Linked DNA regions of Homo sapiens: region 2 is linked to region 1. Evidence: chromatin contacts called from ENCODE Hi-C data. All regions are on one chromosome and are shown on one strand. The core of a region is the stretch at or near the end of the contact, and the rest is flanking DNA. Distances in the headings are between cores, read along the strand shown. Region 1 has its middle 21 kb from the start of LINC01812. Region 2 overlaps PPP3R1-AS1 (PPP3R1 and CNRIP1 antisense RNA 1).

What was found. A loop is a pair of places that touch in the nucleus more often than their neighbours do. Pooled maps may share reads with other maps.
Region 2: a map of mammary epithelial cell shows a loop between it and region 1 (9-fold over the local background). The contact joins two enhancer-like sites. A Hi-C loop is called at or near these places in 1 of 168 maps with a recorded cell type or tissue (mammary epithelial cell), 3 of 37 single-sample maps with no recorded cell type and 7 of 50 pooled maps.

What each region holds. Positions count from the first base shown.
Region 1 is chr2:67,844,240-67,847,997 of GRCh38, reverse strand. No RefSeq gene overlaps it. Among named protein-coding and RNA genes, the nearest start is that of LINC01812, 21 kb to the right of the region's middle. Within about 2 kb of position 1,502, at least 13 of the 41 ENCODE cell types and tissues checked have a DNase peak (open chromatin) inside an H3K27ac peak, as active enhancers do.
Region 2 is chr2:68,288,605-68,292,660 of GRCh38, reverse strand. The region is part of intron 1 of PPP3R1-AS1 (PPP3R1 and CNRIP1 antisense RNA 1); the gene reads right to left. It also overlaps a transcript of CNRIP1 not described here. Among named protein-coding and RNA genes, the nearest start is that of CNRIP1, 29 kb to the left of the region's middle. Within about 2 kb of position 1,631, at least 2 of the 41 ENCODE cell types and tissues checked have a DNase peak (open chromatin) inside an H3K27ac peak, as active enhancers do.

The DNA of each region.
Region 1 (3,758 bases), core at 253-2,752:
TTCTCTGCTGGTCTTCCTCTTATGGGTGGGTGGGTTTGGTGGTCGTGGGCCAGATCTGAGTATGTTTATCAAAGGCAGCTGCTGGTGCAATTTAAACTGAATTCAGAAATTAGGATGGCAACGTTGCCACCATTAGTGAGTTTTCAGTGGGTTGTCTAAATGCTATGGTAAGTTGGTGGTCTGACTATATTTAGGGCCACATATTACTCACATAATCCTATTTATCTTACATATCCCAAATTTGCTTAAAAACCGGGATTGAGTAGGTAGGTGAAGTTGTGAGAGGAGGGAAAAAGTAAATGTCTTCTGTCTAATGACCTGAAAACAAATTTGCAAGATGGTTCTGGTAGAAGGAATTTTTTCCTCTTGGAATTACTTGTAGTTAAATACACAAAGAGTATAGCCAGAAGGAAGGGGTTTGTAAAGATAAAATACATATTTCCTTTTGAAACCTTTTTTTTTTTTTTCAACATATGTGACCTTAACCCAAACCCTAGTCTTTACTTCCATTTTGCTGAGATTTAAATAAAACAAACTAAAATTTGCAGGGAAGCCTGCCATAGTGTGTGTGTATTTTTTTTTTTTTAACTTTCCCCTTTTTTCAGGAGATTCTGGTAAATGAATTGAATAAATGTACTTAAGAAAAAAATCAACTCAGCTGGCACAAATCACTAATATCATGGGCTAAAGATTTCACTATTTTTTACAAGCCTTAATAATTATATAACTGTCTAGACAGCACTGTCCAGTAGAAATATGATCTAATGTGTATGATGCATAATTTAAAATTTTCTAGCAGCCACATTAAAAAAGGTGAAATTGACTTTAATATATTTAATTTACCCCAATTTATCCCAAATACTATCATTTCAACATGTGGTCAATGTGAAAAATCAATGAGATATTTTATACATTTTTTTTTTTTTTTTTTTTTTTTTTTTTACAGAATATCCCAATTTGGACTAGCCACATTTTAAGTGGCCAATAGCCACTCGTGGCTGGTGACTCCTGTATTGGACAGAGTAAGTCTAGAGGGCAGAGATCGTATCTGATTTACTCTATTCCCTTCCCAGTTTAACAAACCAGTGCCTAAATAACTGATTATTATTATTATTTTTTAAAGGACTGATTTTTGATCATGAGTGTTTTAGAGTGCTAATGTCTCGTTAGACGTTCTGGGAATAGAGCTGGTCAACTAGAAAAAGGAAAAGTTGTTCTCCAGAGACCCAGGCTTTTTGAATAGAAGAAGAAATGTCCCTAGAAGAAATGTCAGGCTGTGGGTTCCACGTTTTCTGGAAGTTACCCCCTTGCAAACAGGCAGGTTCAAGGCATCCATTTTTTTTTCTACCCGTAGGGGGAGCTCTTGGCCCTTTACTCTTAATAAATTCCAAGTCTGGTTCTCAGAGGCCGGCAGTTTGGAGTTCTTTCACCTGGGTCTGTGGAGAGGTTGTTTTTGGCTTCAAACCAGCAGTGCTTTCGCAATCTCCACACGTTACGGCTGCTGAAATGCGAGGACACCAGCCGGGTGGCGGCTTGAGTCTTGTGATTCCCAGGCAGTCCGGCGAAATGATAAACAAAAGTCTTTTGTGCAATATTAATAAGCTTTAAGCACTCCCCAGCCGAGCCCCTTGTCATCCAAGTAAGTCATGTGTATCAAAAGCCCTTATATGTGAAAGTTTGTTTTCATATCTGGCCAGCGTTGAATGGGAGCCCCCTTTGCCATGTTGTAAAACAAACATTTGTTTATTTTGTGAACAGTGCTGGCAGTATGATACAGGAACTGGGGGCTGAATGGAGAGACCCCTTTCCAAGGAGGCGCCTTTGAAAACCTTTTTGCTGGACCATTCCAACTGTCAACTGATCTTGAGTTCTGTTTACATTAAGACAATAACAGTGTTTCCTAAATAAATAAGTTAGGGACACCCGTGGGCCTTAATGAAACCCCATAAATGGGATGGAGGGGTGGGAGTGGGGAAGGAGTTTTTGTGCTGTGCAGAAACAATGGCCAGTTCATCTTACGGTGTCCCCAAGGCTTGTGTTTTTAAGACAGAAGGGGGCCTTTGTGTTAATTACACTGATAAAAACTCCCCTGGCAGGGCTTCCCCTGGACCGGTGGCATAAAAGATGTGACATTTCGCCCGTGTGAATGCCACACTGCCAAACAGACATTTTCTTAAGCAGAGAAGGCCAGCCCCCACCCCCTCTTCCTCACCAGTTGATCAGCTAACCTCTCCTGGTGTGTAGAGAAAATAAATAAAAACTGTAAGACTAAACCATCTGCTGCTGGGGGTGTCTGGCTTCTTTCTTAGTTGGGTTGGAGCTTCCAGGAATCCATCCATTTTGGTTTCTGAACGGTCCAAGTTGTCCTCAGGTAGGATGGACATAGAGGCAGACGGCTTGTAGTGGAGGAGGAGATGTTGCCCTGAGAGTTTGGGTTTCAGTGGGTTTTCCTGGGAAGCAGGAATTTCAGCTTGTTACTGGAAGTTACATTTCTGAGCAAAAGACGTATGCTAGGTGAAGACTGAAGGCTGAAGATGAGGAACCAGCAGGGCTCACTGCTTGTAAATTAGAAAATAATTTTCTAAATACTATGGTACTGCCATACAAAGTCGCTAAAATAGAGACTGTCATACAAATATTTTCAATTATAAGGATTTCTTATTTGTTCCACAGAAACATATTTAATATACATTTAATGTTAACATTCATATAATTTCATAACTTGCTTTTTTTTAGGTTAGTATTTTTTGATGGGCATTTTCTCCAACTTGCCACCTAATTTTTATAATGATCATTTTCAGTGAATGTACAATCTTCTAAGTGGATATACCATAATTTGCTAATCTGTATCCTTATCCTTGGGTACTCAGAATGTTTAGGATTTTTCATTATCATAAAATACTACAATGAATATCTTCATACCATACATTATTTCCTTTTTGGAGAAATATTGAGATAAATCTGCAGGCTATGATTACTTACGGCTTTTTGACACATAATAGCATGGTAGTTTCCCAGAAGGATTTTAAAATAAAGTAGCTTACTTTTCAGACTATGACGGTTACCTCCTTTTATAGTGGTTTCTTCGCACTTTCACTCCCCTCTAGCCCTTCTTATTTGTTCAGGACAATCCTTTCCCGTTCATGGGCTCCCTCAAATATCTCCACACAAATATTACCTGCTCCTTCTTATAAGGCTGATTCTGGGATATATTCATATGTTAAATGCAACTTGTAGTCACCATTATAATGTTTCAATGTGTAATACATTGAATAAATTCCTAATTGCCATGGTCTAGATATGGGTAAGATACCCTTAGTTGTAGAGTAATTTCTAATTTATATACTATGTCCTCATCCTCCAATAGCTTGAAATTGTTAATGTGGTCAGTATCTTTTCAGAAGTCTGCTCAGTTCGATGGCCAGAACTTCTCAATCTGTGAGAGTAATGGCCGTGTTTGGGCACATGACTGTGACCCCACTCTCCAACCCATGTCTGATGGGACCATGTGTGGACACTTGGAACAGACTGAGCCATGTGCTGTCATAGAGATAGAGGAAGAGAGGTGGGAGAATGGGGAGGTGGAGGAGAGGAAGAGGTGGGGGGAGAGAGGAAAGGAGAGAGAAAGGGAGAGAAGGAGACAGGAGAGAGAGAAAAGGGAGAGAGGAGAGAGAAAGGGAGAAAGGCAAGAAAGAGAAAGGAAGAGAGAGAAAGAAAGGGAGAGAGGGAGGGAAAGAGAGGGAGGGAGGGAGAGAGAA
Region 2 (4,056 bases), core at 382-2,881, 440 kb before region 1:
CTTGCCTACTTCCAGCACCTTGCACAAAGCCCATATACCATACAGTTTAAGGATAAATTCCATAAGAAGGAAGTGAACTTCCTCTTGAAAAGTAACATGCTATTTTCCAATAATGTAATATTTACTTGGGCAGCACAAATCCTATAGTATTGGAAAAAGTTCGTTGGGGATTGTTTGTTTTTGCTACCTGTAAACCCTTCTTATAAGAAAATGCAAGCTACTGGGAGTATTTTTAAAAGTTGATTCATTGTAGAACTGAATTTGAAAGGCTGGCACTCAACACCTTTTCTACCTCCAAATCGCTTACCTGCAGTGATGCTGTACAGCCACCAGGGAACAGCAATGCCTTGCCTTTGGGGATCATAAATGATGTTAAAGGAGTGTAACATGTTTCTCAATAAGCTTGTGTTTTTTGTTTGTTTTTTTGTTTTTTTTTAAAGTCTTCATTACAATTGCTAAAACGTAAGTACTAACCCATTCCTAATGACTATTTTTTAAAACCAACACTCAATTATTTGAACAGACATTGAGATATTTAAAACAATGGATTTACTACAGAGGTTTTTCTTCCAGAATATCCAATAGAAATGCAGAGTGAATAAAAGATTTAAAATAAAAAGTGGGAACTACACAATTTAATATTTACTAATTTGATTAGTAAATATTTTCACTGGTGAAACAGGTTTTCAAGCCAGGGACTAGAGCTTGAGTATTTGTGTTGAGGGTGGAGACATTATCATGACTTTTGCAATAATCCACTCTTTTTTTTTTTTTTTTTTTTTGAGATGGAGTCTCACTCTGTCACCCAGACTGGAGTGCAGTGGCATGATCTTGTCTCACTGCAACCTCCACCTCCCAGGTTCAAGCAATTCTCCTGCCTCAGCCTCCTGAGTAGCTGGGATTACGGGCGTGTGCTACCACGCTCAGCTAATTTTTATATTTTTAGTAGAGATGGGGTTTCACCATGTTGGTCAAGCTGTTCTCAAACTCCTGACCTCGTGATCTACCTGCCTTGGCCTCCCAAAGGGCTGGGATTACAGGCGTGAGCCACTACGCTGGGCCCATACTTTTTTTTTTCTTTTTTAACTAAAGGCTTTATTTAGAGTTTGAAATGAGTCAAAGCAGACTTGGAGGAAACATGTCCTGGGATAGCTGCGCTGTTATCAGTGTCCCACAAACGAGCCAGAAGATGAGCCCTGGCAGAGCACCTGGAGCGTGGGAGTCCTGCTCACATCCTGGATGGTCACCACACCTTTCTCTGCCTCAGTTTGCTTATCTCTAAAATGAAGGGTTAGACTAGTAGAATTCTGAAGCCTTTTAAGAGTTATGGTTTGTTCCTCTATTTTATACTCCTTTAAAAAAAAAAGGGGAAAGTGTGTGTGCATATCTGTCTATGTCGTATGTGTATGTGTTTCCTTAGGGCCAGAAGTAAGGTTGAATCAAGGGAGTTGGGGAGGAGATGGAGATGAAGTAACAGAAAAACTTAACAGCTAATCTGCACGTTAAGTGATCGCTCCTGGCATATACTGTTCTACTTATGATTGGGCTCCAGCCCAGTCTCTCTGGCTACTTCTCACATAGCTCTCCTCCTACTCCAAAATTTGAGTGCTCAGCTATATCGAGCTGCTGAGTTGTAACTTTGCCCCTCAGCCATCTGGAAGGGCTATTTTTATACAAGTTGTAGCCACGTCTCTCTACCTCCAAGCATCAGATGGCTACCCAGAAGCTTGAGGAACTAGGCCATCCTTCCAATTATGATGATGACTAAAACACTTTTGAACAGGTGGAAGAATAGAAATGCCTTGAGTTTATATTTTGTGACACCTCGCTTACTGAGAAGTCACTTATCCAGCCATTTAAACTATCTGGATCACAGTTAAGAACAGAAAACATGCCAAAAAATAAAGATCCCTGTCACAGATGTCACCAAGTCCATTCACTAAAGGCTCGGGTCTTCTCCCAAGGCCTCTTGACTCCTGTTTTAGACACAATTCTAACATGTGGGGTGATCTGGTTTCTGACTCTTATGAAATTGGAAGTAGAACATGAAAGGGAAGAAGACAATTTGTAGAGGCAGATATACTGAAAATATTCTTTTTTTTTCAGAGAGGACAGAGAAAACTATAAAAAGCAGACAAAGTAAATCAAAAGAACAGTAGATGGGGACAACTGTATCCTGTAGGTACATAAATAATCCTGTATTAAACCACAGTAGTTTCTGTATATATCAAATAAAAATTGATAAGCCTAATGATATTCCTGATTCATTTAGAAAGAGGGCCCATTATCATCAGTAATGTATCATGGTTCAGTGTTTAAAAGCTCAGATTCTCCACCAAGCGCAGTGGCTCACGCCTGTAATCCCAGCACTTTGGGAAGCTGAAGCGAGTAGATCACTTCAGGTCAGGAGTTCAAGACCAGCCTGGCCAACATGGCAAAACCCCGTCTCTACTAAAAATGTAAAATTTACCCAGCATGGTGGTGCACGCCTGTAATCCCAGCTACTTGGGAGGCTGAGGAAGGAGAATCACTTGAACCCAGGAGGAGGAGGTTGCAGTGAGCCGGGATCATGCCACTGCACTCCAGCCTGGGCTTCAGAGGAGACTCCTTCTCAAAAAAAAAAAAAAAAAAAAAAAGTTCAGATTCTGGGCAAAAATACCTCAATTTAAATCCCAGCTCAGCTGTTTATTAGCTGTGTGGTCTTAGGCAAGTCACTTAATACCTCTGTGCCTCAATTTTCTCATTTGGAAAATGGAGATAATAGTATTTACCTTGCAGAATGGTTATGAGGATTAAATAAGTTAATGTACATTAAACCTTCAGAACAGTTCCTGGCACATAATATCATTATTTGGTATATTTCATTAAAAAAGAAAGGGAGCCTGGGCACGTTGGCTCATGTCTGTAATCCCAGCACTTTGGGGGGCCAATGCAGGTGGCTCGCTTGAGCCCAGGAGTTTGAGACCAGCCTAGGCAACATGGCCAAACCATGTCTCTATGAAAAACACAAAAATTAGCTGGGCGTGGTGGTGTGCAACTGTGGTCCCAGCTACTCAGGAGACTGAGGTGGAAGGATCTCTTGAGCCCTGGAAGTGGAGGTTGCAGTGAGCTGAGATCCTGCCACTACACTCCAGCCTGGGTGACACAGCAAGACTCTGTCTCAAAAAAAAAGAAAAAAAGAAAAGGAGCGATACATTTTCAAACAAAATTATTTAAAATGCCAAGAGAAAAACTAAAGGAGTTTAAAAAATAAAACTTATTTTCCTAAAATATTCCATGAATGGATTTCAGATAATGGCCAAACGTTATACTCTATTTTGATGCTTGGAAAGGTAAAATTTTTAATTATTTAAAAATAGTTTAAAATAGCATATTTTAAGATATGCTAGAAAGACTTTTTCCACAAACAGCCATCTTAAGTTTCCTATATAAAGACATAGTTTTGAAGAATATACAAACATCAAGACAGAATCAGAAAACTTAAGATTTTCTGATTAAAAAGTCAAGGTCAAGAATGATGTCAATTTCTTTTGTTATTTCTTTTAATCCTCTTAACCACCCTGTGAGGTAGGCAGGATGTGTCATGTCTCCATTTTACAGAGGAAAAATGTCTCAGAGATTCAAAAATAAGGCTCAAATTTAAACAGCTCATTTTATAAGAAGCTACTTTATTTGATCTTTAGTTTTCACATTTATGAAATGGTGATAATAACATTCACTTCACAACATGTGTTAGGATTAAATGATATATCATACGTAAAGCTCCTTGTTTTTCTTCTCCCCATCACTGTTCTCTTGACAAATGTATTTCATTTAAAATCACCTCATTACCTGCCCACTCTCCTGCAGTGTTTGTTTTTATAACCTGGTAGTTTTGCCTTAATTTGTTTGCAGCCTAGTAGGTAACTTGTTTTCCCAAAGAAAGTTTCTGTGGATATATTAATTGTTGCCAACAATTGTTGCCAACAAACAGAAGTATTCAGTTGCTAGAAACTCATTTGCCTATAGTTCTCTTTATAGCAAATTACTTGCATATAATCTTTTCTCTTTGAAGCC